2 separate regions of the Homo sapiens genome follow, and region 2 is linked to region 1. The links are chromatin loops, found by intact Hi-C in ENCODE. Cell type or tissue: ascending aorta. All regions are shown on one strand. Each heading gives the region's core, and the rest is flanking DNA. Links, peaks and the distances in the headings are about the cores only.

Evidence for each region. Hi-C counts contacts between places; a loop is a spot of excess contacts. Peaks named below come from ENCODE experiments on the same cell type or tissue, not always from the same donor. Only the 100,000 strongest peaks of a DNase experiment are listed, where the experiment ranks them.
Region 2: a loop joins it to region 1, with 2.1 times the contacts of the local background. A loop is called at or near these places in 15 of 110 quality-filtered maps.

What each region holds. Positions count from the first base shown.
Region 1 is chr15:25,665,608-25,682,121 of GRCh38, reverse strand. It overlaps ATP10A (ATPase phospholipid transporting 10A (putative)), which reads left to right. Exons shown (of 21, transcript NM_024490.4): 18 at 1,048-1,128; 19 at 1,208-1,312; 20 at 1,814-2,001; 21 at 2,148-3,410. The coding sequence ends at 2,781. Among named protein-coding and RNA genes, the nearest start is that of LINC02250, 95 kb to the right of the region's middle. RefSeq lists enhancers at 7,999-8,706, 8,707-9,415. In ascending aorta, for the core only: no CTCF peak of the experiment used is centred there; DNase peaks (open chromatin) are centred at 4,038, 6,981 and 10,741; H3K4me3 peaks cover 1,047 bases; H3K27ac peaks cover 7,821 bases.
Region 2 is chr15:25,559,922-25,576,435 of GRCh38, reverse strand. The region is part of intron 1 of LINC02250 (long intergenic non-protein coding RNA 2250); the gene reads left to right. LOC107984789 (a long non-coding RNA gene) reads right to left here. Exons shown (of 2, transcript XR_001751756.1): 2 at 15,404-16,290. Among named protein-coding and RNA genes, the nearest start is that of LINC02250, 11 kb to the left of the region's middle. RefSeq lists an enhancer at 12,425-12,989. In ascending aorta, for the core only: no CTCF peak of the experiment used is centred there; DNase peaks (open chromatin) are centred at 4,054 and 7,425; H3K27ac peaks cover 6,402 bases.

The DNA of each region.
Region 1 (16,514 bases), core at 3,503-11,502:
CTTGAGAGACATGTTCCCTGGGAAGATGCAGAAAGCAGTTTCATCTTTTTTTTTTTTTTTTTTTTTTTAAGACAAGGTCTCGCTCTGTCACCCAGGCTGGAGGGCAGTGGTGTGATCTCGGCTCACTGCAAGCTCCGCCTCCCGGGTTCACGCCATTCTCCTGCCTCAGCCTCCTGAGTAGCTGGGACTACAGGCGCCCACCACCATGCCTGGCTAATTTTTCTATATGTTTAGTAGAGACGGGGTTTCACCATGTTAACCAGGATGGTCTCGATCTCCTGACCTCATGATCCGCCCACCTGGGCATCCCAAAGTGCTGGGATTACAGGCGTGAGCCACCGCACCCAGCCAGTTTCATCTTTTTACTGTGAACCTGGAGCTACTGAAGCTCGTCTTTTTGGTGCAGGTGTTCCCAGTGAGTGACGCAGCTGCAGATAGTTTTGTAGGTGTTTGGTAGTGCTTTTCATCGGGCCTCTGGGGCCTCGCGTCTCCAAAAGTCCTGAGAGAGTGAGTTTTCCTTGGGTGCTTGCCTTGTGCATTAACTTACGTGTAGCATCCTAGGAAATGTCATTCGAGGTGTCAACCTAAATAGCAAACAGAGAGAGGCTCTCTAAAAGAGAATGGTGTTTATTCGGGAATAGGGCACTGCAATGGGAATGTGTGTGCTGTAGTAAGCTATGTGCATATTTAGCGAGGTAAAGGAAGACAAATGTATTTAAAGGAAAAAATTTCATGATCGTTTTGAGATGCTCTTTCCTTGACTACAAGGATAAACGACAAAGATGGTGCCTGTTTGAGGTTGGACAGACAGTTGCTGGGCACATGTCCTTATAGATATATTTTTCTGTGGATATGATCATTTTTGTTATCAGGTATTTATGCATGAGAACCCTCCCTTCATGGCCTTTCCCAGCTCTACTCCTCAGGGTGGGTTTTTGTTGTTATTGTTGTTGTTTTTAACACAAGTGACTCCATTTTTATTCTAACTGCTTTCACAGAGGATGCCAATGCTTCACTGTAACATCACTGATTGTTTTTGTGTCCCAGGAATACCGGCCACGAACGTTCTGGTTTAACATGGCCGACGCCGCCTTCCAGAGCCTGGTTTGCTTTTCCATTCCTTACCTGGTAAGTTGGCCCCTGGGTGCAGTTTTTCTTACCAGCTGGATCCGGGGACCTACAGATCCAGGACCCCACTGTCTTTCAGGCCTACTATGACTCGAACGTGGACCTGTTTACCTGGGGGACCCCTATTGTGACAATCGCGCTGCTCACTTTCCTGCTCCACCTGGGCATTGAAACCAAAACCTGGGTAAGAGCCGCCTGCATGGCCACGTCTCAGAAGAGCACTGATGCCGTGGACCCCACACTTCCCTGCAGATTCATGAGGTCTGGGAGGTCGTTTTGAGTAGACAGGAGACTGCAAAGCTGACCTCAGTGTGATGAGAAGGACAATGACACATTCCCGAGCCCTGTGGTGTGGGGAGCCGCTGCAGCCTGATGCTCGCACTTCCCCGGCCATGCTCATCTCCCTCCCGCCTCTTTCCCGCTTCCACCACCACATTCTCTCCTTTCCCTCCTGTCTTGCCCTCTCGCCCCTGACTCCATCTCACCTCATGTGCATCTCCCAGGGCGGTCCATGGGTTCTGGAGGCCTCATTGAGCCCCACCGGTTACCCGCGTCATAGACCGCAGTGTGTCTGAAGGCCTCAGAACCTCACACCTGCTCATTGATGACTGGCACGTTTTTGTTATTGTCATTGTTGTCACTTTTAGGTGGAAATAAAAGCCCTTTCTTTCTCATTCCCCCTCAGACCTGGCTCAACTGGATAACGTGTGGCTTCAGTGTCCTTTTGTTTTTCACCGTGGCTTTGATTTACAATGCGTCTTGTGCCACGTGCTATCCTCCGTCCAACCCTTACTGGACTATGCAAGCCTTACTGGGTGACCCAGTGTTTTACTTGACTTGCCTGATGACGCCTGTCGCTGCACTGCTGCCCAGGTGGGTGTCGGAGCGGGATAGTGCCTCTGAGCCCCGAGTGAGCCCAGACGACATTGGCATTGCTTCTGCTCTATGTGGGTCTCTGGAAGCTCAAAGACACCACCGACAGGAATATCTAACTTTTTGTTTTAATGTACTTTTTCTAGATTGTTTTTCAGATCCCTCCAGGGGAGGGTTTTCCCCACACAACTTCAGCTGGCACGTCAGTTGACCAGGAAGTCCCCCAGGAGATGCAGTGCTCCCAAAGAGACCTTTGCTCAGGGACGCCTCCCGAAGGACTCGGGAACCGAGCACTCATCAGGGAGGACAGTCAAGACCTCTGTGCCCCTGTCCCAGCCTTCTTGGCACACACAGCAGCCGGTCTGCTCCCTGGAGGCCAGCGGGGAGCCCAGCACAGTGGACATGAGCATGCCAGTGAGGGAGCACACCCTGCTGGAGGGGCTGAGCGCACCGGCCCCCATGTCCTCTGCGCCAGGGGAGGCTGTCCTGAGGAGTCCAGGAGGGTGTCCTGAGGAGTCCAAGGTGAGAGCTGCCAGCACCGGCAGGGTGACCCCCCTGTCTTCCCTCTTCAGCCTGCCTACCTTCAGCTTACTCAACTGGATTTCCTCCTGGTCGCTGGTCAGCAGGCTGGGGAGTGTCTTACAGTTCTCCCGGACGGAGCAGCTTGCAGATGGACAAGCGGGACGTGGACTTCCTGTCCAGCCCCACTCAGGCCGATCAGGACTTCAAGGGCCAGACCACAGACTACTTATAGGAGCATCTTCAAGGCGGTCACAGTGAAAACCTTGAAATGGCCTTTTTTAATATATATAAATAAATGTTAATATTATTTATGTTTATTATTTGCACAGAAGAGTTCTAGGGAGATGTATTTCTAAATGTTTCCCAGGCTAATACAGGAAACAAGAGGTACCAAAAAAGAAAGTTTATTTTTTAAAATTCTAAGTAGAGTATATTGAAAAGAAAAAGAAGAGCCTTAACATATATAAAAGTTTAAAGAAGAGTAACACTTGAAAAGTGTGTTTAGATTTATTTTTTCATCTCATTTTTAAGAACAAGCAGTACGATTTGTTTTCTTCAACATGTGTGACTGCGCACTGAGTACAAATGTGTGACTGCTCATGGTTAATGCAGGCAGGTGTGAACATGGGGGAACAATGAGCAGAGATGGCAGAGGGCAGAGCACATGGCCCCCAGAGGCTTCCAGTCTCACTGACACAGGAGGGCTGGGCTCCACTTCATCCAGATGAAGGAAAGGAAGACCTCAAGAAAAATTCACAGTTGAGTGCATCCCAGCATTCTGTTCCGGGCAGGCATTTCAGGAAGACCGCCTTGTAGGTATTACATCCCTGGTGTCGTATTTTGCCTGTTAAATCGTAACAAGCAATAAACAACTTTCACTTTGCAAAGACAGTGTGTCCAGTTACCACTGGTGTATGAAATGATTAATACCTGACCTCACAGAGTATGATCTCAGGGCACTTCCGTAAGGCAAGTCCTTTTAGAGGCTATGAAGAAAACAGCTGCATGGCACATACCAAAGCTGCTGCACAGCTGGCCACCATGGCACCCTGCACCAGGCCATCAGCACCACGTGCCAAGGAGCTCAGCGGTCTTCAGGCATTTTTGTAATGAGCCATTAGTTCTGTCCCTCTAAAACTAGAAAAGGAAGGGCAGGAAATGATAACAACCCAAGGCAATGATATGGCATGTCATCTTCCGAGCCCTTCTTTCTACTTTGTCAAACAGTTCTTAGTTGCTGGCTCTGCTCGGCACCGGGACTGTGAAGGGTGTACTCCCTGCTGTGTGGGAGGGACCTAGGGCCTCTTTGGATGCTGTCTTCGAGGACAGCAATGCAGAGAGGGCATAGGATCTGAGGACAAGGAAATTCCTCAGCATGGCGTATCAGGAAAGCATGGCTCATTCTGCAATGAGCCATGAGTGTGGGCCATCGCAAGTCACAGAAAATGCACCTCATTCCAGTCAAGCAGAAAAACAGGCACAGGCTCAGTGTAGGTCCCAAGAGAGGGTGCCTGGACTCAGCAACTCAGACCTGGGCTTTTCTCCCAGCTTTCAGGGACAGCTTTGTCCTGAGTCTGCCTCTGTTCACGGGGATGCTTGGCTGGAGTCACCCCCAGGACTTATCCATGCATCACTATTCAGAAGACACAGAGGGCCCCTCTCTCCACATTCCAAACAGAGTCCTGGTTTCCTCAGCCTCACCCTGCATAGCTTGCACAACATCCTCAGAACCATTCACTGGCAAATGGAGGGGAACGTGCTGACTGGGACTCCCAGCTGGAGCTGGGAGGAGAGGTCCACTTCCCTTAGAACACCTGAGCTGCTGCATGAGTGGACGTCAGAAGAATCTCTATGCCCTGTTAAATGGGGAGACAAAGGGGTGGTGGGGGCTTCAGCCAGTGATTTCGGACCGAAGGTGACAGCCGTCCCAACCCTGCCCAGCCTGATGCCACCTCCTCTGTTCTTGGAACAACGCATAGGAAAAGAATCTCCTTTGGAAGGTGACACTGCTCCCTGAATTAAGGTAATGGTTGCGAGCACCAAGTACAAGGACTAGACGCATATTTACCTGCGTATCTGAGAGTTCCAGATTCCCAGCTTCCAGATGATCCTTGCACAGACAACCTACCTTCTTTCCAGAGGATGTCTTTCTCCTCTGGAGAGTAGATGCTTGCTCTTGGGAAACGGAATGACCTTGGCGCTGGCTTCAGGAATATGCATCCCACAGCCAGTTTAGAGAAATACATGTTGTAAATGGCATTGACAGCTGCTCTTTAGGATGGGGAGTATTATGGAAATCCACAATAACAATCTATGGCAAGCAACTAAGTTTGGTGTCAAAATGAACATAATATGGGGGCGAACTTCATGATTATCTCAAAAAAGCAGTAGGTGAAATAGGTTACCAAATCCTAATAACAAATCTAAAATAAGTAGGAAGGCTGGCTTCCTGAGGCTTGGTAACAAAATAGCTGGGTTAGTCATTTGACATTGTACAGTGTGCCCAGCTCAAAGTCAAAATCAATTAATTCTAAGTTCTCGGAGGTCAGATACTATGTCCTCTTCACTTTGGATCCCTGGCACCTTGCACAGAACCTAGCAGTTTGAATGTGCTGAGAAAATGTTTGAAGAATCAAAGAATGAGTGGTAATCCTGAAACACTGAAGGCATTCCTGTGATAATCAGAGGTAAAGGACAATTGCTTGCAGTAACCCATTATGATTTAATATTTTCTGTAATCTCTGGCTAATATGACAAGACATGCATTCTTCAAAAGAAGGCATGTGAAGTATAAAGATAGTGGGTTGAAAGTAAAAGGATGCAAAAGGATTTAATATATAAACAATATGTAAAAGAAAGGAGACATAATTATATTAATATCAGACAACATAGACTTCAGGCCATAAAGAGGGACCTGAAAATGATAAAAAGGCCTTCTCAGGACATGAGAATCGCCCAAGTGATGTACTCCTAATAACCAGAGCTTTAAAATACGTGAAACTCAAATTTACAAAAAGGAGAAATAGACAAATCACAAATATACCCAGACTGTCTTTCAGTCATTTATAGAATAGATAGAGAAAAAGTGGGTGTAGGAGTTAGAGAGACATAGGCAATGTCCTTATTTGTGACTAGAAAATGCAGGCCCCAGCTGTAAGTGTGCATGGCTGCAAGTGCTTGGATGTAACTACAAGCAGAGCTTCTCCCCTGCACATGGAAGTGGCCCAAGCCAAGCAAGGCCAGGGAGGCGCGGGGAGAGGTGCAAAGTGCAGAGAGGAGCAGGGAGAGAGACCTGGGAGAGGAGTGAGCACAGAGAGGGTCCCGGCTCCCTGACTCATTGGCCAGGAGGCACCTGCCCTCATCGTATCTGTGCCTTCGGTAAGGGGCCGGGACTCAGCTTTGCCCTCCTCCTGCTTTCCTCGCATCTCTACTGAAAATGCACCTGTTTGGACCTGTTACCTCGAAGGCATGAAGACTTTCATAAGTGTTCACCCTGCCACTGCTGCAGAGCCCATGTCCAGGGGAGCTTCCCACACTCAGGGTGAGGGCACATTTGTGGATCACAAAATCAACTTTGTCACCACCAGCTTTTTGGTCCCTTCCTTTCCCCTCCTCCTCTCCCTCCCCTTTCCCCTCCCCTTCCCCTTTCCTTTCCAACGGGGTCTCATTCTGTTGCCCAGGCTGGAGTGCAGGGGTGTGATCACAGCTCACTGCAGCCTCTACCTCCCGGGCCCACAGGGTCCTCCTGCCTTAGCCTCCCAAGTAGCTGGGACTATAGGCACCTGCCACCATGCCCGGCTAATTTTTGTATTTTTTGTATAGATGGGCTTTCGCCGTGTTGGCCAGGCTGGTCTCAAACTCCGAGGCTCAAGCAATCTGCCTGCCTTAGCGTCCCAAAGTGCTGGGGTTACAGGTGTAAGCCAGCGCCGCCTGACCTTGTTTTTCTTTAATGAAATGATGGCCTTTGGTGGTCTGAGCAAGCTCTGGGGAAGACAGCCTGGTTGCTCCCTCCCTCCCAGCCCCTGGGGTTCATCTCACTCAGAAGGGAAGCCATCTCCAGGGCCTCTCAGTGGTGTGGCTGCTGTTACACGGGCCCTGAGATCCCCACCCAGAGGATCTTCCTGTTGCAACTCCTTTTTTATCTCAACCTAGCCTGTTCTCACACAACGTCAACCTGGTGTCTTACTGAATGAATCCCTTCTCATGTTTGTATTTAAAAGCACTAAAATACTTTCGAACTACTTGACCTTAGTTTATACCTAACCTGGGGCAAGTGTTTTGGAACAACAGAAGTGACAAGAGTGCTTACAGGACGCTTAGAATGGTACTGCTGTTCTCTGGTCCTCATTAATCAAACCACAGCTGGAGGCCTTCGCTGGAAAGTGTACGACATGGCTCAGACTTGGGATGGCACAAACCAACACCTTCTGAGCCAGGCCCAGGCTCAGGCCCAACCAGTACACGATGTGCCTCCAACTTTGCCGGGAGACCATCCGCGGCTTCCAAAATTCCCCGAGCAGCGTGCGCACACCCACAGCCATCCAGCCAGGGCAGACTTCGGCCGGCTCTTAAGGTTTTCTTCCTAATGAGGAATTTTCAGCATCCTCAGTTCTTGTTTAAAATGGCACACAAAGCCCAGGTTGTTCCCTGAACTGCAAACCTGTCTGCTTTTCACCTTTTCCCAGCCTCTCTGGCTGGAGGGCGACAGCAACCCAGGTGAGACTGGGGAGGCCCCAGGCCCCGGGCTGTCCTCCCATTTCCCTTCCAGCTTTCAGCACAGCTGCCTTCTCTAATGCCACAGGCAGATTCGTGCTTTACTGCAGAAAGTGGTATTTCCTAGCTCATAATTTAATTATTTTAGAAAAGGCTATCTTTTTAGTTTTACAGATGTTAACTTTGCATCTCAAAGTTAAATGACAAAAAAATAATAAATAATGTAAGACAGACCAGCTGTCCAGCAAATAATCCAGAGAGAAATGCAAAAATGTTCTGGACAGCCAGGGCTGACCCATCTATGCCTTCAGAATGAAGCTGTGAAGTTTCTTTTTATTTATTTATTATTCCCGAAGCCGTGAATTTTAAAGAGGCCTGGCCAGGGACACAATCACTAAATAAAACAAAGAAGGGGATCCTGACTAGCTGGGCCGTCTGAGTTAACCAGACGTCATTTATTATCAACAGCAGTCCCTACGCTGGGAAGACAGCAGAGGTGTGTAGACAGGTAGTGCCAAGCGTCTTTCTCATCCTGAATCTCCTTTGTCCAAGCTCAAGGCCTGTGATGAAGACTCACTCTCAGGCCTTTGGGGTACAAGAGGCTGCCATGGTTATTCTGTTTGGAAAACACTTCCAGAGCCCTGACCCCACGGTGCATGGGTGGCTCTGCCTCATCACCCAGCAAGCCTGAGGGGACCTGGGTGAGCTTCTTCTTTGCCCTCCAACCCTGCAGGGGCGTCAGGGCACCATGCAACTCATGCCCACATGCACTTTGATGGAGAGCGTCCCAGGCTGGGGACACACACCAAGGCTTGCCATCACGTTCTTTTCATCAGTGTAACAGCGGTAACTGTCCAGGGACACGCAACCTCCTTGTCTCCCATCACACTCCGTGGCCCAAACACAGCACAGCTGGAGCCGGGAAATATCCACTAGGTGAATGCCCATCACTGCTACACACTCACAGCTGTCTCCCTCGGCACCTGCACACGCAGGACAGCTCTGGACAGGTGGGGCACTGAGGCAGCCCAGCCAGGCTGCCAAGACAGGGCTAAGAAGCCCAGTGGAAATTGTGGATTTCACCAAAGACTCCCAGAGAGAAGCATTGCCATCCCCTCCCTTCTTTAAATGCAAAGAAAAAAAAATAGTTTGTTGTTCTCAGGACTTCTGGGCATGGCAGTCTCAAAAATGAGCCAAAGCAGACAAGAAAGGGCATGCAAGGCCTTCTCTGGGTGACAGTGACGAAGGGTGAGTCCTTCAGAACGCTCTACTCTGGAAGCCCGGCCCACTGCAGAGTGACATCTCCGTCACTTGGAAGGGCAACGTCGTCCCCCAGCTGTCGGGTCCAGTTCATGCTTGTGAAAGTCCTATGTGTGTGGCCACACATGTGAGGACACATTAGAGTAGTTTGAAACTGAAGAGAGCAAATTGCAGAATGAGGACAGTTCTGACAGAAATGTACCTCTTTTGCAGCTGATGTAGCTGAAAGCCATTGGCTGCTGCACGGGAGCAGCAGTTGTATAAGACCGACACCCAGGAAGCCCCACCTCTCCTCGACGCTTGTTTGAAATTTCTGCCAAGGAGTGTCCATGACAGTGGGTAGCAGGGGCCTCCTCCGCCCCTGCCCAGCGCATAGGGGGAGTCCAGCAGGTTTTGCCTGAGCTACCTCGCTCAACCGGAGTGGGCTGCTCCTGTAAAACCCACCCTCCACGTTGGAATGAGATTCCAGTTCATCCTGACGGCTGACCACTGGAGTGGCAGCCCACCCTGCAGCCCTCAGAGCCCCTGAGGGGCCCTGGGTATGGTTTTGCATGCTGCTCACTGGCCCTGCTCATTGGCCCTTGCCCCTGTGACCCTCCTTCTCCTCGTCCCACCCCAGGATGTTACGCTTGGGATGTGGCCGTGCACACATCCGTACAAGTGTCTCAGGAGCAGTGACCACAGGTTAGTCCTTAAACTAGTAACCCTCCGCACACCTCGTCTTGCCCTAGGACCCCTTCTCCCTCCCAGGCACCATGATTTCCCTTACCCTCGGTCTACCCTCGAAAACAACCACCAAACATATCCTACAAGAGTTTTTTCCATTGTTTTGGTAATCATTCATATAAAATCTCATAACAAGGATAGTCAAGGCATACTCAACATCACTAATCAATAGAGAAAGACAAAACCACAGTGAGATAGCACCTCACCCCCATTAAGAAGGCTTTCTGGATCATTTAAACAATGAAGAAATGACAAGAGCTGGTGAAGATGTGGAAGCTCCAGAGCCCTGTGCACTGCTGGAAGGAATGCAAAATGGCACAGCTGCTGTGGGAAACAATGTGGCAATTCCTCCCAAAATTAAAGGCAGAATGACCATCTGATCCAGCAGTTACAGTTCCAGGTACCTACCCAAGCAATTCAAAGCAGGGACTCACACAGATATTTACACTGCCATATTCATAGCAGCATTCTGCACAATAGCCAACAGATAAACATAGCCCATGTCGGCCGACAGATGAATGAATAAACAAAAATATGGACTCTACATAGAAGGGGATATTATTCCGTCTTAAAAGGAGGGAATGTCTAACACATGTACAACACAGATGAACCTAGAGGACAGGAAACTGAGTGAAGGAGGGCAGTCACGAAAGGACGGGCCGGGCACGGTGGCTCACGCCTGTAATCCCAGCACTTTGGGAGGCTGAGGCTGGTGGATCACCTGAGGTCAGGAGTTCGAGACCAGCCTGGCCAACATGACGAAACCCCGTCTCTACTAAAAATACAAAAATTAGCTGGCGTGGTGGTGGACGCCTATAATCCCAGCTACTTGGGAGGCTGAGGCAGGAGAATCACTTGAACTCAGGAGGTGGAGGCTGCAGTGAGCCGAGATCGTGCCGTTGCACTCCAGCCTGGGCAACAAGAGTGAAACCCCTTCTCAAACAAACGAAAAAAATAGGACAGATGATGTGACTCCACCTACATGTGGTGCCTAGAGTAGTCAAACTTGTGCAGACAGGAAGTAGAATGGGGGTGGCCAGGAGCTGGAAGGGGAAAGGGGAGTTCGTATTTAATGGGCACAGAGTTTCCATTTAGGTTGATGAAAAAGCTCTGCGATGGATGGTGGTGCTGGTTGCACAACAGCATGAAGGTACTTCAGGCCCCGGAACCAACTATATGCTTTAAAGCGGTTAAAATGATACATTTGATGTATGTGCAAGTTACCACAACAATTTTTTAATTAAAAAAAAAAGAGGCAAGAGCACCTTAGGGAATACAATTTTAGATCAAAATATTTTCAAAGCACTCGATTCCGAGACAGAGCTCAGAGAGGCTTCCAGAGCCTCCAGCCTGAGCCTGCTTGGTGGCAGGGCTTGCCTCATCACCCTTCACTTTCAGAGCCTCTGAAAGTTCATCTCCTTGTAAAATCAACATGACAGCAAATGTGTCTGCTCTGACTGGGAAACCCTGAGTAACTTGTTGGAACCCAGGTGGCCATAAATCTCTGTCCTGAGTTATGGCCGGAGATGCAGGAAACACGTGGATGTGGAGGTCCAGTGCAAGTCATTCTGCTATTTTTAGCTCCCACTTTCTCTCAGAGAAAACTGGGGGCTGACAGCCAGGGGCTCGGAAGCCATCAGAAGAGCCACGCTGGGCAGGACAGCTCCCCTGGGGCACCCGGCCGGCCTCTGCAGACATAAACTGGGACACCTTCCCCAACCCTAAGCCAGACACTTCTGCTGTACACACACTGTATTTCCTTTGCAGGAACTACTGCCTCATGATAGCATCTTGTATACTTTATACTCGCTTCTTATTTCTCTGCCCCTTATCCCCTCCCTTCCCACTAAGATGGGGAGTTTCCATCTCAAAAATCCCATACAAGAAATGAGAGAGGAGAGAGAGGGAGAAATTATCTGATAGACGAGACAGTATTTTTCACGGTTAATTGAGGATGATTTTCATAACTGGCAAATGTCATTTTGATCTTCGCTATTAGAACATCTGCACCATCTCACAACAGGAAGCACAGCTATATTCCTTGGGATTTACCTATTCTTAGAACTAAGAGCACACATTCCACCAGCTGTCTCGTGTTGAAAATGTTAGCTTTCCAAATCCACGCAATTGGATTGAGCGTTTATAAATAGATTCAATAAAAGGAGGTTCCATTAGGTCTATACACTAAAACTGGAATTTTTTAAAGATCCTCCAAGGCCCCTTTTATTTGGTCTGTTCTTGAATCATGCCCTGAGAGCAAACCATGCAGTTTTATTGCTGAAGATAATATACATTGTTTTTTGAAAAAAGAAAGGTAATACGATATTCCTCTGTGTGAAGAAGGAGCTCAATTCTCGGCTACACCTAAGCATGCAGCCGCATAGTGATCCCTTGAAAGGAAGTGTACGTGACACATTCAGAGACTGGGAGCCCTCCTGCTGGAAGAGGCTGTGTACACAAAGCCTGGTCTCTGCAGGGGCTTGGGGAGAGGTCTTCACAGCCCCCGAACCCAGGAAATGCCCCCCCGCCCCGGCATTCCTCAATGCACATTCCAGATTTATCAGAAGGCACTGGAGTTAAAGGAAAAGCAAGCCTGCGGTGTATTCCAGTGACATATAAGAATAAGCCAATGCTTCTGGTGTGCCGCAATTTCATCAGTGCTCTCCTAACGCTGCTCTGAACCCTACAGGAAAAATCGTGCCTCCCTGAGCTGTAGAGTGTGAGGCTCTAGGCTATTTTCAGCCTGGATTTCTCACGCGGGCTGGCCACGTGGGGCTGCGGCTGCTGCTGTCTGCAGCCTCCCTGCTGGGGATCCTGCACAAGGAACCAGGATCACATGTCCCCTCCCTCTGGTGGTTCCCTCGTTCCCTCCCCCAGCCCTGACAGGGATTCCCAAATCCAGCCAGGGGTGGGAATCAAATGCAGAGACCCCAGCCCAGGGCTAAGAGTGGTCTCTTTAAATGAGGATGTTGTCTCCAAGACAACTGTCCCATGTTTTCCTAAATGCACATATATATGTAGTTACATATAATCACCTTTTTTAAAAAGCTGTTTCCATGTGCTCTTATTAAGCATAGCACAGTGTAAAGCACAGTCTAGCAAAGTGATGGTGAGTGAGTGCCCACAGGCTGAAGGTGCATGTAAGTAACCTCTGAGAGGGCTTTACCAAATGCCACCCTCAAACACACACACACACACACACACACACACACACACACACACACCATGGCTATACGTGTGCTCGGTATGCGGCTTTAACAAAAGTGTTTAAGATGGAGATGATATGAACTTGGTTCTCTCGAAGCAGAAGCACCAAGGTTTCTCTGTGTGGCAGCTTGGTTCTTACACAGTTAGGTGGAGGGAGGAGCAGCTGGATGCTAACCGTATTCTTGGATCTAAATAAATGTATTTTATACACGGTTTCATCTCTGCCTGCATCCCTATGCTTTGGAGTCAGCTGACTGCGGTGTGGGGAGGCTGGGATAGGAATTCAGGTCCTTCCCTTAGGGCCATTAGATCGGCCACCTAATGTGATGTGACACCCACACATTTCAAAACCAAATGAACCAGCACCCTCCAAGCGCCTGCCTGACGTGTCTCTCATGATGAGGCAGACATCCATCAAAGTGATTTATGCAGATGGACCGCCTCAGCCCTCACAAAAGCCTGTAAAATTTATTCTAATTTCACCCAATGTGCAGATGGGAAACATCAAGTCCCAGAAAGGGTAATTAACGTGCTCAGGTCACATGGCAGTAGCGGTGCAGCTGGGACTAGAGCCCAGGCAGGCTGGTGCATGAGTCTTCCTGACTACATTCTAGGATCTTGGTGGAGGAAAGGTTCTGCAAACAGGAATTTCCACATGTAAGTCAAAAATATGAATTCCATTTGTGCATAGACATACCGATTGTCTTTCTCAAATCCTGGCCTTTGGAGATAAATTAAAATAAACACTTTAAAGGTAATTCCTGTGGGCCCCATGTTATTTCTAAATCAGGGTTCATGTGGCACCTACTGTTTAATTCAATTCACTCATCCATTCATTCACGCATTCAACAAATGTGCACTGAGAAGCACGCCTGTGCCAGGCCTGGGTGCCCCTGCAGCACCCTCAGTGCGCTCACGGCTTCACACTTGGGCCCTGTCCTGGGTACGTTTGGTGCGTTACTGGAGACACGAGCTTTGTGTCAGGTGTGTCAACAAGCGCTGCGAAGGGGCCACATGGGGCAGAGGCTGGCATTGGTGGGGGAGGAAGGGAGGGCAGGCTGGGGTGGGGGGAGCTAAACCAGAGTGGGTGAGAATGTGATCTTGGCATCAGGAGAAGGCACTGGGCTTGGACCCAAAGCAAAGTAACAAGAAGGGGCTTAGCATAGTGGAGTTGTGTGGGAGGGAAGGAAGAAAGGAGGGATGAGGGAGGGAGGGAGGGAGGGAGGGACGGGTTTGCCCCAGGGCTCCAGACATACACAGAGATAAACACAGTGGTATGCACCATGAGGACAAAACTGGGACCAGCAAATGTGGTGGATTTTCTCTAGAATCATCTGCCCTTCCTGCCCGTCTGCTCTCACCCACTGGGTAGCAGGAACAATTTAATGTTTATCCCGTCCCCTCCAAGCAACTCTTCGGGCTGCTCCTCAGTAGGGCTGCTTCTCCTTGCTCTCATCCCCAAGTCTCCTCACCCTGCCCAGCCTTTAAGACGAACCTTGGCTCTGTGAGGGGAAGGTTTTGCAAGGATTGGGGCGGTGGGGGCTCCTGGACCCACTGGAAGGTGTGCTAGGACTGTCATCCACGTGTACAGGCTGCGAGGCTCCTGCTACCTTGACTGCCGACATCAGGGCTGTCAACATGTGGGCTCTCAGGGCCCGCACAGGATCCGGCAGCCTTCCCCCAGGGCCAGCATACTGCACAGGGAGTGTGGCCTCGGGGGCACGTGGGGGATGCCGTCAGGCCTGTGCTCATGGAGAAGGGGTGACGGGTACTGCACTGCTGGAGCTTTCCCTGTCTTCATGCCGTGGATCCCCAAGGTCGTCTGCAGAAGACCATGGACTCCTCACACTCATGCTTCTAAGTGCATGAAATTAACTATATCAGGTGACAGAGAAAACCAATGACACTGAAACAGCAAAATAAGTTTTAAAAAACCAACTTGCTATATGACAACATATGTGCATCATTAATGCATTAAATAATCTGGAAGCTGGTTTCATAGCTGCTGCAATTTTGGAATAGTGAGCACACATGTGTGTCAGGATAATTGCAACAAGCATAATGTGAATGGAAATAGCTGATTGCTGTTGGGGACAGAGTCCCCAGGACAGAGGGTTGCCAGATACAATACAGGACACCAGTTAAATTTAAATTTCAGGTAAACAATGAATAACTTTTGTAGTGTAAGTATGTGTCAAATATTGCGTGAGATATACTAAAAAATTTTGTTTATCTGAAATTTATTTAGGCATCCTGTATTTTTTATTTGCTGAATCTGTCAAACATTGCCTCCCAGTACTGTAACAGTCGTTTATTATGCACATTTATAACTGAAAGAAATGCTAACTTTTGGTTAGAGATTAGTGGCAATAAATATTTTTTTCCCACCCAGGTGTATGGACCTCCCTTGGTCAGGAAGCCCTGGACCAGCACCATCCCTCAGCAGACATTTGGGTGCAGGGCGTCAGCCCACGGCAGGCACCTGTTTTCTGTTCTCACCATCATGCTTCATGGGCTCTAGACCCTGTTTACCTGCTGGCCTGGCCTCACTTGGGGTCTTGCTAGTGTCCTGGACCCTGAGTGTCTGCGGGATGATCCAGAGACTGTTGGGCTGACTCCTCATTGGGGCCTCAAGCCCATGGTCAGTCCCTGTAAGACATCATCTCTGCCATCTCTGAGTGTGTCTCATCTGGACCACCCAACACTCTACCGGATGGAGATTCTTCTCTTATTGGGATCCTTTTCTGGATTATAAGTCCCATGAAGACTGGAGTTAGATCCACCATTGTATTCCCAGCTACTAAAACAGTGCCCTACGCACAGTAGGTGCTTAATATTTTCTGAACGAACAAATACATAAAATAACAAAGAATTACAGACTTCTTATTATGTTGCTGATTATGATTATGTTTGTCATTTGTGTGTAAAATGTGCCCAGAGAGGTAAAATGGAGCCATTTGATACAGCCTTAAAAACCACAGGGATAGGCCGGGTACAGTGGTTCACGCCTGTAATCCTAGCACTTTGAGAGACCAAGGCGGGCGGATCACGAGGTCAGGAGTTCGAGACCAGCCTGGCCAACATGGTGAAACCCCGTCTCTACTAAAAATACAAAAATTAGCCGGGCATGGTGGCATGTGCCTGTAATCCCAGCTACTCGGGAGGCTGAGGCAGGAGAATTGCTTGAACCTGGGAGGCAGAGGTTGCAGTGAGCTGAGATTGTGCCATTGCACTCCAGCTCTGGGTGACAGAGAAAGACTCTGTCTCAGAGCGGGGGAAGAAAACTATAGTGATAAATTTTAATTTCATGAACTGGGAACTTCAGAGCCATGATGAGCTTCTTGGGAGAGAGGGATATATTTGTAGTGTCAATCGAGAAGGAGTATTTTGGGCATCACTCCTGGCTTTCATGAACTGGGAACTTCAGAGCCATGATGAGCTTCTTGGGAGAGAGGGATATATTTGTAGTGTCAATCGAGAAGGAGTATTTTGGGCATCACTCCTGGCAGAGCAAGTGGGAACGAGGAAGACAGCATGGTGACTTCTCTCAAGACTACTGTGCACTAGGAAATCTGTTCCAAGCTCCCTTCCATATGGAAGTGATGTCATAGAGTCCTATTTTCTTCTCTTGGGTCTTCCTAAAATCTGCATCTGAAGCGGCTTCCATAATGCTCAATATAACCTTCCTCCCCAGATCTGGAAGATGAAAAGTCCACCCCCTCCAAGACAGTAGCTGAAGTTTCACATTAAAATGAAAACCTGCCTCTGGGGCAGAGAACACTGAAGTTGGGAAGGTCATGATTTTCCAGCAGTAATTGCCTATCTGGTCCCATCATCTTTTTTGTTCGTTCAAATTCTCAGTTAGTCGGATACATTCAACATATCTGAGCCCAATATGAAAGGGAACTGTAAAGATCACAGCAGCAAATAAGCTCTGGGTACACCCAAAGGGGTCCAGTTGAATCTGAAGTGTGCAGACATTCGGACGTGGTACCACACATGGCCTGGGCGAAGTGAGAAATCACCTTTCCATTCCACACAGACACCTCCTGAGCTCACAGGCCCACACCCCAAGTCAACCCCTA
Region 2 (16,514 bases), core at 3,433-11,432, 110 kb after region 1:
GTTAACAAATTTATTGAAATGGTTTCAGAATCTACATTGCAAAACTTTTAAGAAGCTACCAATTGTTGAGTTCGAGGGTAGTATCAAAGTAGCATATCTATAATTACCATAAAAATGTATTAAAATACTCCCTTCCCTCAAATACTATATGCAACTGGATTTTAGTCATCAACTTCAACTAAAACAAAATATTTCAGCAGCATGAATATCTCAAGTCAAATAGATATGAGAACTCTTTTGTCTTCTAAGCTAGACATTACAGAAATTTGAAAAATGTAATGTCACTCTTCACTATTTGTGTTATAGTTATTTTTCATAACAAGTGTTATTTATTTTAACCTTTAATGGGTTTACTCTCGGTATTTTTAAATGACTTAGTAAGTATACTTCAAACATTTTTCTGTTTTAATTTGTAGATACGATAACTATCAAAAGGTATAACTCACCAAAAAAAGCTCGTGTCATTCTCAATAAGTTTAGAAATGTGAAAGGTTCCTAAGACCAAAAAGTTAGAACTGCTGGTTTGAAGATGAATGCCATATTTAAAGAGATATTCATCTTAGAATGTAGAATGGATTTCATGGAGAAATCTGAAAAGAGCGAGGAGGCTGTTGAAAGTGTCAGAAAAGAGGTACTTGGGTCCAGACTCTAGTCTGGTGTAACTATGGAAATAAAGGACTGCTGTGGGAGGCAGGGTAGAGGCAAAACCCTTAGCATCAATAATTGGTGATGGGTGGGGGGAGAGAGAGAAATAGAAGAATCTAAATGACCCATATTTTGAGACTGGTTATAACTGCGAGAATGGTAGTGTTGGAGCATTAGCTTAGGTATTTTAGTGACTGGTAACATAAAGGAGTAGACAGATTTACTCAATGACAAGCCTGGATGCTGGCAGTCCCAGGGCTGGTTCTGCAAGTCCATAATTTCTCAGGATCTTTCGGTGTGCCACATACTGGCCACATCTCTCTCCTTATTGTCATGGAGGGATCCCACTGTTTCAAGCATCTACATCTTTACAGAGAGATAGACGTTCAAGAAGTGAACAGCACTGGAAAGAGTAAATACATGTATAAATTGTAAAATCTATTGTTTAAAAAAAGCTATAAACATGTTTCATGAAGTTGATAATTTATGTAGAATAAAATACATGACAACAAAAGCAAAAAAGGAAGGGATGGTAAATGGAGTTAAATTGTTGCATGGTTATCAGACCATTGGGGAAGTGTTAAAATACTAATTTAAGGCAGACCATAATAAGGTAAGATTGCATTCTGAAATTTCTAGTGTAATGATGAAAAGATTGATACTAATCTTTTATAGCAAAAAAATAACATACTAATAGATAAGATAGAAGTGCATTATAAGATAAAGTATACTATAACATTTTGTTATAAGTATAACAAAATCCTAATGGATAAGATAAAACAGAATATTTTTTAAATACCTGATTAATATAATGGAAGGCAGGAACAGAGAAAAAAGAAAATAAATTTCAGGACAAATAGAAAACAAATAGCAAAATGATAAACAAACAAACCAGATCAGTTATATATTATTATTAAACATAAATGGACTAAATACACCAATTAAAATACAAAGTGAGTCAGCTATTTTTAAAAGCCCAAGCTATATGTTATTGGCAATGAACATATTTCAAATATACATTTATAGATAGGATGAAGTAAAGAGATGAAAAAACATGCAAACACATATCAAAAGAAATCTGTCATGGTGACATTAATAATTAAAATATAAATAGACTTCAAAGTTAAAGATATTCTGAGAGATAGATTGTAACATTTCGTAGTGGTAAGTAGGTAAATTCAAAAGGAAGTCATAACAACTTTAACTTTGTATGCACCTAATATTATAATTTTTAAATATATGAAACAAAAGTTTACAGAAACTAAAGAGAGAGATGAATCCACATCATAGTTGATATATTAACTTACCTCTCTCAATAACTAATAAAATAAACAGACAAAACAAAAGCAGTCAGCCTCTTTCCCCACCCATCACAGCCATTGCCCAGTGGGCTCATGAACAAAGTAGCCATGGTGGCAGGAATGGAGGCTATGCATGGGCTCAGTCACATGGACTTCCATTCACCAAAGGTGACCTGGCTACAGCATCTGCTAAGTGCCCAATTTACCAGCAGCAGAAACTAACACTGAGTCCACAGAATCACATCATTCCCCAGGGAGATCGATCAGCCAGCCTGCCTGGTGGTAGATTGATTACACTTGGGCAACGTCCATCATGGAAAGGGCAGTGTTTTGTTCTCACTGGAATAGGTTCTTACCCTGGAAATGGATCTGCCTTCTCTGCACACAATGCTTCTGCCAAAACTACCATCCATGGACTTATAGGATGCCTTATCCACCATCATGGTATTCCACCCAGCATTGCTTCTGGCAATACCTTGCAGGGCTAGGATAAGGTTCTCCAGGAGGCTGTATATGATCCGAATCAGTATTTAATATATGGTGCTGTTTCTATGACAGGTTCATGGGTAGGAATCAGGGGGTAGGTAGAAATGGGAGTTGTACTATTCCCTATTACTCCTATTCACTCCCCAGCAAAATTTTTGCCTCCTGTTCCTGTGAACTTCTACTCTGTTGGCATAAAGGTCTTAGTTCCAAAGGGAAAAAAGGCTTCCACTAAGAGACACAAAAATGATTCCAATGAACTAGAAGACGGCTGCCCCGCCACTTTAGAGTCCTCAGGTCTCTGAATGAGTAGGCAAATAAGGGAGTTACTGTGGTGATTGGGGTGGTTGATTCTCACTACCAAGCAGAAATTGGAGTACTACTCCACAATGGAGGTAAGAAAGAGTATGTCTAGAATACAGAAACTCCTTTAGGACGTCTCTTAGTGTTACCATGCCCTGTGGTTAAAGTCAATGGAAAACTACACCAACCCAATCCAGGCAGGACTACTAATGGCTCAGACACTTCGGGAATTAAGATTTGGATCACTCTACCCTGTATAAAAACACAACCAGCTGAGGGTAAAGGGGATACAGAATGGCAGTAGAAGAAGGTAGCTGTAAGCACCAGCTATGATCATGTGACCAGTTCCAGAAACCAGGATTTTTAATTGTTATGAATATTTCATCCTTATTTTGTTATGAATATGTTTGTTTATGTGTGTGTATATTTAGAAAATATCTCATTTCTTCCCTCTCTTATCCTCTTATTGACTTTTTATCATAGTATTTAAGTATAGTCATGTGTTGCTTAATGACAGGGATATGTTCTGAAAAATGCATCATTAGGTGATTTCATTGTTATGCAAACATTGTAGAGTGTACTCACACAAACTTGGATGGTACACCTACTACACACCTAGGCTATATGGTACAGCCTACTGCTCCTAGGCTACAAACCTGTATAGCATGTTACTATGCTGAATGCCGTAGGCAGTTGTAACACACTTGTCAGTATGTGTATATCTAAACATATCTAAATATAGAAAAGGTAGAGTAAAAATACAGTATTATAATCTTATGGGACCATTGTTGTATATAAGTTTTGTTCTTGACCATAAGGTCATTATATGGTACATGACTGTATTGTTAACTTTACATCATAGTATTTAAGTTGCAGGCTATCGAGAGGCATAAGCATCACCTGAGGACGTTGCATACTCTTTTGGGGAGGGAGTTAGTGCATTTTTGGTTGTATGCAGGACAATTATGATAGGTGAAAGATGGCCTTGTTATCATCTTTGTTTGGAAATTAAGTATGGTTTAAGGAGATGTGTATAGCTGCCCAGATGACAAGGGGTGGACTTGCACTGGCTAATTTTATAGTCAACTTGGCTGGGTCACAGTGTCCAGTTATTTGGTCAAGCATTATTCTGGATGTTTCTGTGAAGGTGGTTTTTGTTGAGATTAACCAAAACTGATAGACTGGGAGTAAAGCAGATTACCCCCCATAATGTGAGTGGGCCTCATCCTGTCGGCTGAAGGCGCTCAATAGAACAATGACTGGCCTCTCCTGAGCAAGAAGGAACTCTGCCAGCTGACTGCCTTTGCAACTTGGACTGACATTCTCCCCCGCGTCTCTAGCCTGCCAATCTACCCTGCAGATTTTGGACTTACAAGCTTCCACAGTCTTGTAGGCCAATTCCTTAAAAATAAATCTCACTGTATATACACATCCTGTTGTTTCTGTTTCTCTGGAGAATTCTGATTAATATGCTAGAAAACCTTACTGAAAGAAATGAAAGAAGACCAAAATAAATGAAAAGATGTTCCATGTTTAGAGGTTGAAAAGTTCGTATTGTTTAGATGTCAATTCCTCCCGTATCTTTTGATGAATTCAGATATAGCTAAACAGTTTTTTTAAAGAGATGAAATTGAGAAGCTGATTTTAAAATATATATGAAAAGACAAAGGACCTGAAAGAAACAGAATACTTAATGAAGAAGAGCAAAGTTCAAGGATTTCAAGAATTCTTTTGAAGCTACAGTAGTTCAGATAGACTGGTATTAGAGGAAGGATGGACAAAGAGAACAGTGGAATAGAACAGAGGATCCAGAAATAGACCCACATGTGGTTTACCACGAAGGTGCTGCTGCTATTCAGATGGAAACAGATGGTCTGGATAATAAACAGAGCAACTGGATACCTGTATGGAAAAAAGAAAACACCTTACCCATATCTTACCCTAAAAATGAAAATTAGTTTAAGTTGGGTCATATACCTAAATGTGAAAGCTAAAACAATTCTGGAAGGAGATAAGAGAGAATGTTTTCATGATCTTGTTTTTCTGAGGTCTTGCTCTGTCTCCCAGCTTGGAGTGCAGTAGCACGATATTAGCTCACTGCAGCTTCAAACTCCTGAACTCAAGCCATCTTCCCACCTCAGCCTCCCACCTCAGCCTTCCAAGTAGCAGGGACTACAGGTGCATGCCACCACACCTGGCTAATTTTTTTTTATTTTCTGTAGAGATGGGGACTCACTTTGTTGTTCAGGCTGGCCTCAACCTCTTGGCTTCAAGCAATCCTCCCACACTGGCCTCCCAAAGTGTTGGGATTATAGGCATTAAGCCACCATACTTGGCCTTCATTTTCTTAATGGACTTAGAAGAGCCTTTTGTAAAACTTGTTTTTACAATTTCTTTTTTAAAAAATCTAAATTGCATAATTGACAAATAATAATTGTATATATTTGTGAAGTATAATGTGAAGTTTGGAGTGGCATGATTAAATCAAGCTAATTAACCTGTCCACCACATCACTTATCATTTTCTGTGGTGAGGCATTTGGTATTTACTTTTAGCGGTTTTGAAATATACAATACATTAACTATATTCACCATGCTGTGCAATAGATCTCAGAAGCTTATTCTTCCTATGTAACTGAAACTTTGTACCCTTTAAACAACCTCTACCCATTCCCCTTCCCCCATGCCCCAGCCCCTGCTAGCCACGATTTTATTCACCATATCTACGAGTTCAACATTTTCAGATTACATATATATAAGTGAGATCATGCTGTATTTGTCTTCCTGTGCCTGGCTTATTTTGTTTTTTACAGGTTCATTCTTCACTGTGAACTCAGAAGTTCACTGCCCCATTGATCTTGAGAAAAATGAAATGTGTGCCATGCTGCAGGAAAGTTAGGAAGGCCTTGGGGTGGATCTTGACAGGCTCATGTTCACCCTGCACATGACTTTGCTTCCCTGCCTCCTAATCTCCGACCCACACCTCATTCTCTTCTCCCTAACCCCTCCCCTATTCTATGTGCCTCAGGGTACAATAGCCTCATGCCCCCCTACAGGAGCTGGCTTTGATTCATCTAATAGGATTTATGCGATCCCACAGCCTGATCTTACCCCAGTGGCTGGCCCTTTACCCAAGTCTATGGCATTCCCTGGATGAAAAACTTGCTTCGGAAATGGGCCTATAGCCTGATTTTGGCCAGTGTGATGGAAGCGGGGCTGTAGGCACCTTCTGGGTAGTGTAGCTCCAGACTTTAAGTCTCTGGAACTACAGAAGCCATTTTGCCGTGGTTCAGAGGGCAGAGGGACAGAAAGAGCCAGTCCACGGGGTCATTGTTGAGTCATTGGATGAAACCCACCCTGAAGACTCTACCAGTCAGGATGAGCAAGAAGATGGGGTGATCTCAAACCATGACCTCAGCATCAACTCGCAAAAGTTAGTTTCTCACTCATGGCCAGCTGTGGGCCTGCGTGGGCTCCAGGGCTGTGCTCCCTGATGGGTGGCAGTGCATTCCAGGCTGTCCTGTGCACCTTCATATCAATGTGTGACTCCACGATGACCTGCCATGGGGAGAAAGGTGGAGACTTACACCCTGGTTCTTAATGCTCCCCCAAAGTAACACACATCATTTTTATTGTTGGTCCTGAAATATGCTTAACTCCAAGGGGTCTCACGTCTGGGAAGGAGATTTTGCAAAGTGCTAGGAATGCCTATGTAGGAGTGAAGGAGAAACTTCCCTTTGGCCCTCTGAAGGCTTGCTGAAAATCAACTGACGAAAGGCAGATTAACAGAGAAAAAAGACAAACAAATGTATTAATGTGCACAGGGGACAATCACAGAGTGATCACCCACTTACTCGGTGCCCTACAGAAGCTCATTTACCCTTTCCTAGGGGTGGAGGTGATGGGAAATGTAGATGATCTTTTGATGGGCAGGAAATCATTAGGGAAGATGAATGGACCCCAAAGGCAGGAGGCAGATGCTCTGGGAAAGTGGGGTCAGAGCTGCACAGGAACAAAGGTTGTCTTATTCTGCAGGTAAAGCCCCCCAGGTAATCTCTTGGAGCTGCTCTTAGAAGAATAGATGAAAAGTCCGTCTGGGCACAGTGAGGACTCTGAGTCTTTTCTCTTCTGTGCTTGATCGTCCTGCTTCTTTAATGAGATTCCTAAGGAGGGAGTCTTAAGACAATTGCATTTAAGCTTTCTTAGATAAGGAAATTCTAGAGAAGAGTCCCTCTTGGTGCTTCAGGAAAGAGTATCAGGGAGACAAAGAGGTGGGGAAAAAGTCAGAGAGAAACCTTGACCCTAAGGCTTATTTTGGAGGCCTTTCAATTGTCAAAGCACTCCGCATGCCAAAGCGCCATATTTTGGGGAATCATTTCCTGTGCCCCAACACCTATCACTGGATCTTCCTTCCAGACTGTGATTCAGGCCAACACTCCCCTTTGTGGTTGAGGTAGCTAAAATTAGGATTTCTGTGGTTATTTTTAACCAAAAGCATCTGACATTTTAACTGAAGCAATTGTTATCATTTTCATTCAAGGGGTGAGGAGATTATCAATATGCTGGGAGCTCAGCTGGGCATGCATTTCTGGATCCTCACTCAGGGAGAAAAACTCACCGACTGTGCGATTGGCAGCAGCTACAAACCAGCACAGTCTGCAGGTCACAGTGACAAGTTTCAAATAGAAACCTGGCATCCAAAAATATACAGCTTTGGCCACGAAAGCATGGGGTTATTCCAAAGTATTCTGAGGCTAGTCTTGCTGGCGCCCACAGTGGCCTATTCTGAGGCATGTTTTAAATAAGAGTCCTGGCAGCAGGCCTCCAAGCTTCAGAAATATAAGCTGGTTCCTCTCATCAGTCACTGACTGTCTCTCCGAATGTTGTCGAATCTGGATGTTCTCAGCAGTTCAATTGTTCTTCACATTGTCCTTTGTGCGAGCCAAGGAACTGAACTTTCTAAGTAAAGATTTAAAAAGCATCCTTGCAATGAAGGTAGAAGGTCTACTGGCTGGGTTGAGCCTCTCTGCTGTCTTCAATGGCATCTGGAACTCAAAAGGCACCTGGAAGCATTTTCCACCTTCCATACATGGGTGCCAGTGTTCAGGCCTGTGCCAGGGTCCCAGGGTCAGGGTCGCCAGGCTCTGCCTTCTCCTGGGATAACTGTTGGCTCCACCCACGATACTATCAGTGCAGTGTTCCTGAGCAAACGTTCAATGGGCAGCATGCAGAAGCCACTTTTGGAATTCCCCCATATGTCTTTTCTTTCCATCTAGCTTCAGAAATATATGTAAACATGTGGAAACCTTGCTTAAAATGAGCTCAATTCTGTGACGTGCTCTCTAAAAAGCATAAATGTATAATGAGAATACATTTAGTCGTGGAATTTAGGGCCATAAAAATGACTCTCTCATCCCGACGACCTCACCTGCCCTCAAGCAGGCTATGCCCTGGCACTCGCCCATGCAGGAGGCAGGTTGGATGCCCTCATCCTCCAAGACACAGATTGGGGATGAGCCTGCAAGCTCCTGCTTCCTCCACGGAGCTGACACAGCTCTCAAAAACACACAGGGCACTGCCCACAGGGCTTCTGTGGGTCGGCCTTGGGCTCACCAATCACATTCATGCCTGATGCCTTGTTGTTCCTTTCCATTGTTACACGTTGGTAGCCCAGCCAGATCAAAAGGAGCCATTTCCATGTTAAAACACAGTCCACCCATCTGTCTTTTGCCTCTTCAGGCTACAGTTCTCGCCCCTGCAGGGACGGTCAAGGGCTCCAGCAGGTGATGTCTCTCTCTGGCCTTCCTGACTCCCCTGACCCTACATTTCAAGGACATCTGTGCAGCCCCTTTCTTATGCCTCCTCCCCTGATCACAATAGTCTAGTTCATGTCAGAGTTCCTGAGTTAAATGCCACATGAACTGTTCTCTAGCATACCAAGCTTCTTTTGTCACTGAATTTTGATAAGGACTCCCTCCTAGCCAGGCTCCTGGAACCCTCTTCTTAACTAAGCCTTGTCCTTGGCCTGCTAAGCCCAGTTTCAATCCCCACCTTTGACAACTCATCAAATTCCTCTTAGTAATTTTTCATCCATTGATCCTGTCTCCTTGCCCGTTGGCTACAAATCCCCAGATGTCATTGCTGTACTTGGAGTTGAGTTCTGTCTCTCTCCCTTATTGCGATAGTCTTGACCCTTAGTGAAATAAGGAAAATGCAAGCCTAAAACAACGAGGCAGAGAACACAAACTGATAAAGCAGCATCCGGGATCTGGCCATAAGTATACAGAATGGCAAGGGCAGATGTTTTTTAACTAGAAAAGATTCCTAATTCTCTTCTTAAAAATAAAATGAAGCCAGGAAAATAAAGGTCTTTAAAAATTAACCTGCTTCTACACACACACACACACACACACACACACACACACACACAAAGTGATTAATTTCCAAACCAGGAGCATAACACTGAAGCGGCATTGTTGTCTGGGGTAAATACCCAAGGTTTGGTGCCTCATGCCAAGGAAATCAAGGACACGGACACACGTGGAATGGGATTAAGAGTGGAACTTTCATAGGCAAAAGAAAGAGAAAGAGAAGGAGAATAGCTCTCTCTCTTGCAAGTGAGAGGGGCGCCTCAATGGGACTTCCAGCATATGGCAGAATGCACCACATTTTATAGACAGGCTTGAGAGGTGGTGTTTGATTTACACATGACCCAAAGATTGGTTGGACCCGTTGTGACATTGAGAGGTGAAGCCCGCTGGGCTTCTGGGTCGGGTGGGGACTTGGAGAACTTTTCTGTCTAGCTAAAGAATTGTAAATGCACCAATCAGTGCTCTGTGTCTAGCTAAAGGTTTGCAAACGCACCAATCAGCACTCTATAAAAACGGACCAATCAGCACTCTGTAAAACGGACCACTCAGCACTCTGTAAAATGGACCAATCAGCTCTCTGTAAAACGGACCAATCAGCAGGATGTGGGTGGGGCCAAATAAGGGAATAAAAGCAGGCCACCCAAGCCAGCAGTGGCAATCTGCTGGGTCCTGTGCGACACTGTGGAAAGTTTATCATTCAGGTTTTTGCAATAAATCTTATTGCTGTTCACTGTTTGGGTCTGCACTACCTTTATGAGCTGTAACACTCACCACAAAGGTCTGCAGCTTCACTCCTAAAGCCATGGAGACCACAAACTTCACTGTTGAAGCCAGCCTGACCACGAACCCATGGGGAGGATCAAACGACTCTATACGTGACACCTTTAAGAGCTGTAATGCACCCTGCGAAGGTCTGCGGCTTCACTTTTAGAGTCAGAAGTGAAGACTCTCCTGGAGACCAGCAAGAGGACGAACCCACCAGAAGGAAGAAACTCCAGACTCATCGGAACATATGAAGGAACAAACTGGATACACCATCTTTAAGAACTGTAACACTCACCCCAAGGGTCTGCGGCTTCATTCTTGAAGTCAGCCCGACCAAGAACCCACCGGAAAGAACCAAATTCCAGACACAACATTTACAAAGCATGCAAGAGGCTGGCAGCCCTACCCGAATGGTGTATTATGCAAATGTGGTCTGTACTGGGCCAGTGCCATGTTGCCTGCTCCCTACTGTGTATGTGATTGACAAGGAAAGGAGAAGACGGAGCAGCCACACAGAACATGTCTTCCCCACCTAGCCTTTTCCTATTGGTGCAGCTCCCAGCGTTCCCCCCCACAAGCTTCCAGCTTGCCTATGTTTGCAAAGTGATTTTAGAGGCTGCTGTTTGATAGAAAAGAAATTATTTTGGGGCGGCTTTTCATTAAAAGGAAAACCTTACCAAGGACGACTTTACCTCACTATCCACCTAAATAATTTCTTCTTAACTCCTATATCAACATCAGAGATAGTGACAGCATGACACCCACTTCCACAACCTCCTTTCCTGATAAGAATTCCGGGCTACTTGTCCAAGCAGGGATTTCACAAAGCTCTTGACAAGCCCTTGTTGAGCAGAGGTCAGCACGCCTCTCTCCAAGCTCCTGGAGCCAAGTGGGCTGTCAGCTGCAGGGTGCCCAGAGTGAGGAAAGGGCCAAGAGTGAGGAAAGAGAAGCACGGCCAAAAGTGCTGCGTCTCTCTAGGACAACTGGTATCTAAATGTGGTTTAGACATCACTGAGACAGTGATGATCGGCCGAGAAGGTGCCCACCAATTTGATTTGGGCAATGAATAACCTTCCAGTGCATATTTATTGACACATGTTTGCTGTGCTGGGCACTAATGTAGGTGCTGTGGAATCCACTGTGAGCAAGAAAGACAATTAACTGTTTAGTAAATAACGATATGAAACAACATCAGGTAGTAACGCTTCCTCTGCACCGCATGCCACTTTGCACAGAACACTCTGTTGCTCCATTTGCAAGGTTCTCAGTACTAGGCAACCTTTCGATCTCAGACCCAAAGCCTGTTCCTCAGCAGGTCTTCCCTGGTCTTCTTACTTAATAAAATGTCATGACTGTCACCACAGGCAGGAAGTATGCAACGGAGCACGGCATAAGCGGACTTATCTTGTTCCAGGAGTTCATGGCCAGGCTAAAAAGGGAAAAGCCAGGCCCCAAAGAGCTCACATGGCTAAGACGGCCCTCGGCGTTGAGGGACTGACAAGCGTTCTTCTTTTTGTTTTGTCTTAAGACTGCTTATTTCTCCGTAGAAAACCACTGAAGAGAACTCGCAGGAACTTCTGCAGACACTAGGAAGAGTTTGTGAGCCTTCAGAGCTACAGGGAAGCCGGTGACTATGCTAAGGTGGCAAAGACGAGGTGACAGGCAAGAGAGAAAGTGCCATGGAGCTGCCAGAGGGAAGCCAGCCCATGCCGCTGCTCCTTAAGGAAAGCCTCTAGTGTGTGGGGCCACTAGGGGACTACTGGGGCTCAAGACAGCCCTGTGGGAGAGGAGGGAGCAGCCCTGACGGTGGAGAGCTGGAGGGGATGGCTTTGCACAGCCAAGGCCGTCTTCTGTGTGGGAACGACTGTGGTGGAGAAAAGGACTTCAGACAGAGGCCATCATCACACCTTCCTGGAGAGAGGCAGGAACGACCACGTAGGAAGTGATCCTCTATGGCTGGAACACCCAGTGTCTGCAGTGCCCAGGAGAAAAGGTTGTCTATGTCCCAGAGAGATGTGTCACCCCAAGAGGGCTGGAATATCAGGGATGATCAGAAGGGGCCAGAAGAGCCACTGACAGGGCCTCAGGGAATGGGAGTGTCTTAGTACAGCCCCAGGTGGATGTCTAACCACCTGTGCAGGGAGACCTTGCGCCATGTGAGGCCTCAAAAGCAGGGAGGGGGACTTGAAGTGGAAACGGAGTTTTACAAAAGTAGAGTTGTGTGCTGGATTTAAACTCACGACACCTGTTTACATCTCTTCTCCACTGGATTAAAAGTTCCTGAAGGATAAAACTCCACATGTCATATTCCTTGCTGTTTCATCAACACTTATTTCAGAATCTAGTAGGCAGCAGGCAGTCAAAGGATGTTTTTTTAGTTGAACTGAAACTGAGTTCTAAAGTCTTGCCCTTTTAGACCATCTAAAAATATTTCAGACCACAGATCCCAGGATTTTTCTTTTCACTCTTGCCATGACCAGTAAATCAACATCCTGGTTGAGACTACGGTTTTTGCAGAGGCTTTGAAGGTTGTTAATGGAGCCATCAGTTGGCCAAAGGACATGAATTTTCCTTGTCCTTCCATAAGGAAGAACTGACCATTGACTTCTGGGAAGAACCATCTGTCTCCACTCGCAGAAGAGATAAGGGTTTCCTTGTCTGACACCAGGAGGTACATTGTGCAACAAAACAGTAGTACAATATCTGCAGAATCCCAAGCAAGGGACAGCAACATCCAAGGGTCTTTTCTTCCCTTTCAACTGCAGAGCAAACCACAAAAATACTATAATGCCTATTGAAGGACAGGGTTACCAAAAAGTGCTCAGATTCAAAGGATTCAAAGAGGTGTCTTTGTTATGTAATTTTCCCCTACTTCTTGGCATTCATCGCCCATTCACATTTTTGTTATACGTCAGCAGTAGTGTAGTGTGTGGGAGCAGCAAGCGCAGCACATCAGGGTCCACATCACAGTGCCCTCCACACCTTCTGACATTTACCCCAAATGACAACAAAACGCCAAATCAGGTCATCACGCCATGTCCAAAAAAGCCTCAGTGGTTGGGGTGACCAGGGGGCAGGCTGCTGGGGGTGAACACAGATTCCACACTCATGCTGGACCGGGCTCCCCAGTGTCACCAAGTGTCCCTGAGAGACTGGTGAGTGCTAGGTGCTCTGACATCTTGTATCCCAAAGCCCCTACTCACACCTTTTCTTTTTCCTTCACCGACCCTGCTCTCCTTCCCATCCTAAATCCTCACCTCTTGAACCATGCCCTTCCACTGCTCCACTGCTGTTTTGACCTCAAGTACCTACAACACTTTCCTTTTGTGAAGTTATTTGGCCATTTCTCCACCCTCATTCTTTTCTTCTGCAGTTTTAAACTTGTTTTAATTTTTAATTAGGCTGTATATGCAGAAAGGTCAAAATTGTTCAACAAGTTTCCCTCGCAGCTTTGGCCATCAATTCTCCTCCTTCTGTGGCCGTTACTGCTAATCAGTGTTGTAGGCTGAATTGGGATCTTCCCAAAAAAGATATGTGGAAGTCCCAACCCCTAGTATCTGAAGGTGACCTTATTTGGAGACAGTGTCATTACAGAGGTAATCAAGTTAAAATGAGGTCTTAGGGAGGGCCTTAGTTTAATTTCTTATAAACTAGATTGGGTTCTTATACAAAGGGAAAATTTGGACAAGGAGACACACAGACACACACAGAAGGAAGATTATAGGAAGACAGAGAGGACGGCCTTCTACAGGCTAAGAAGAGAGGCCTCAGAAGGAATCAACCCTGCTGACACCTTGATCTTGGACTTCCAGACTCCGGACAATATATTTCTGTTGTTTAAACCACCCGGTTGTGGTACTATGTTAACGACAGCCCTAGCAAACTAATACAACCAGTTTCTTGTGTACTTGTATCACCAGAGATAGCTATGGATCAACAGGGTTTTACAGTCATTTTTTGTTTGTTTGTTCTACTCACATGGTGGTCTACTGTGCACATGTACTTGGCTATACTTTTTCCACTTCACCAGATCTCAGTGATAATGTCCTATCAGTTCATACAGACTACTTCATCCTTTTAAATACATGCACAGTCAGCCAGGCACGGTGGCTCACGCCTGTAATCCCAGCACTTTGCAAAGCGAGGTGGGCAGATCACCTAAGGTCAGGAGTTTGAGACCAGCCTGGCCAACATGGCGAAACCCCGTCTCTACTAAAAATACAAAAATTAGCCCAGTGTGGTGGCCCATGCCTGTAATCCCAGCTACTCAGGAGGCTGAAGCAGGAGAATCGCTTGAACCTGGGAAGCAGAGGTCACAGTGAGCCCAGATCGCACCACTGCACTCCCGCCTGGGTGACAGAGAAAGATTCTGCCTCAAAAAACAAATACGTACATATATACATACAGACATGCACAGTCTTCCATTCTATGGGTGTTCCATGTCTGCTTAGACCCCAGTGGATGGGAATTTAGATGATATTCCTAATTTCTTGCTACTGCAGAAATGCTTCAAAGACTAACATTGTACATACGTCATTTTACACATGTGCAAATACATGTGCAGGATTAAATCCTCAAAGTGGAATCACCCTATGAAAACGTCGCTAAATTTCTCTCCATACAGTTATAGCAATTTACACTCCTATGAGCATGTAGGTTTCCCACAACACAACATCCTCAGCACGGTGAATAATCAAACTCTGAATGACGGCAAATCTAGCAGTGAAAACTGCTATCTTGTAGTTATTTTGGGTAAAAAAGTATTTCTTTTTCTTTTAACACTATTTGTAGGTGTTAATCAGTTTTCTATTGGCTTATAGTCCTTACTGATATTAAGAAATATTTGTGCTATAAATTGTAAATAATTTCCATAGTTGTCATCGATCTTTGAATATTACCTAAGGTAACTTTTTTCCATGCAGGTGTACTTGAATTTTCCCTTCTCCTTTTGTTCCTTCCTTCCTTTTTTCCTTCCTTCCTTTGTTCCTTCCTTCTCTCCTTCAATAACTATATAATACAGAACCCAAATACATCACCCAACATGGAATTTTACCCAACAGATTGGTGGTTTCCAGATTTTTTTTTTTTTTAGACAGAGTCTTGCTCTGTTGCCCAGGCTGGAGTTCAGTGGCACAATCTTGGCTCACTGCAACCTTTGCCTCTCAGATTCAAGTGATTCTCCTGCCTCAGCCTCCTGACTAGTTGGGATTACAGGTGCGTACCACCATGCCCGGCTAATTTTTGTACTTTTAGTAAAGACAGGGTTTCACCATGTTGGTCAGGCTGGTCTCAAACTCCTGACCTCGTGATCTGCCCACCTCGGCCTCCCAAAGTGCTGGGATTACAGCTAAGAGCTACGGCACGGCGCTTGGCCAGTTACCAGATTTTTTTAATTTACAAAGCACTAAATTAAAAGTGGGGGGAGGGTCTTTTTATTTTGCCAGTAATTACCTAATGTTTTAAAATAATTTATTGTCACAATCATTTGATTAAGAAAAAATGTTTTAACTTCAGAAAAAGTAAGAAGGACATAATCTCAGGTTGATTATAGTTTATTTTCTGAAAACAGTACAGTCGTCCCTTGGTATCCATGGGAGACTAGTTCCAGGAACCCCCCTGGATCCCAGAATCCATGGATGCTAAAGTCTCTGATATAAAATGGTGTTGTATTTGCAGATAACCTTCACACATCTTCCCATTTCTAGATTACTTACAATACCAAATACAATGAAAATGCAATGTTGATAGTTGTCATACTGTTTTGTTTAGGGAATAGTAACCAAAAACCTCTGCACTTGTTCAGTACAGATGCATTAAAATTTTTTTGTTTTTTGCTCTGCAGTTAGTTGAATCCAGGAATGCAGAACCCATGGATATGGAGGGCTAACTGTACATTGTCCTGCTTTATTTGTTTTTATGGAAGCTGTTGAAAACTTCATTGTTCAGGGACTGGCACGTGGAGACCATTGCTTTGGAGATTTTTTTTTAAATAAAAAAATGTAAACAGCTATTCAGGTCAGGTCACCATTAAAAGGACCAAGAGACAGGCAGGTTTCCTTACTCATGCAAACGCTATCGGAAGTCTGCCCAGATCTCAACACATTACCTATATATGGTATGCATGTTGCATACACACCATACAGGATGCTGTACACATGGATACTAGTCCCGTGTACATCTATAATACACATCTGGGTGGCAAGACAGTAGCCCTCTCTCTCCCCTGTGTTAAAGTCACATACACATGGAAAATGCAGTATGCAGCTGCTGAACGGAGCCTTTTCTGCAGGCAGGGCAGACTTCCAGCGCTTGAGTATCTCCTCCTAAGGCAGCAGGATCAGTGTATGCCAGGCGTCATTCTTGGGGTGTGAAGCAGAACCTGCCACTGCTTTTGGAGGCGCACACTTCCAGGTGGAAGGGGATCTGAAAGGATGTAAGGAAACGGGATCCAGGGATGACTAGGTGGAAGGTGCGCTATTCTAAAATCCCTCTGCCTTTAAATTGCTTTTCAAGCAGGACGGTGGTTTTGTTTGCTTGCTTGTTTGTTTTACCACACTTACCATCTCACAGAGAGAGGACACAGGAAGAAAGGGAAGCCCAAATTGCTGATAAGGACCAAGGAGATGATCTAGACGGGGTAACCCCTT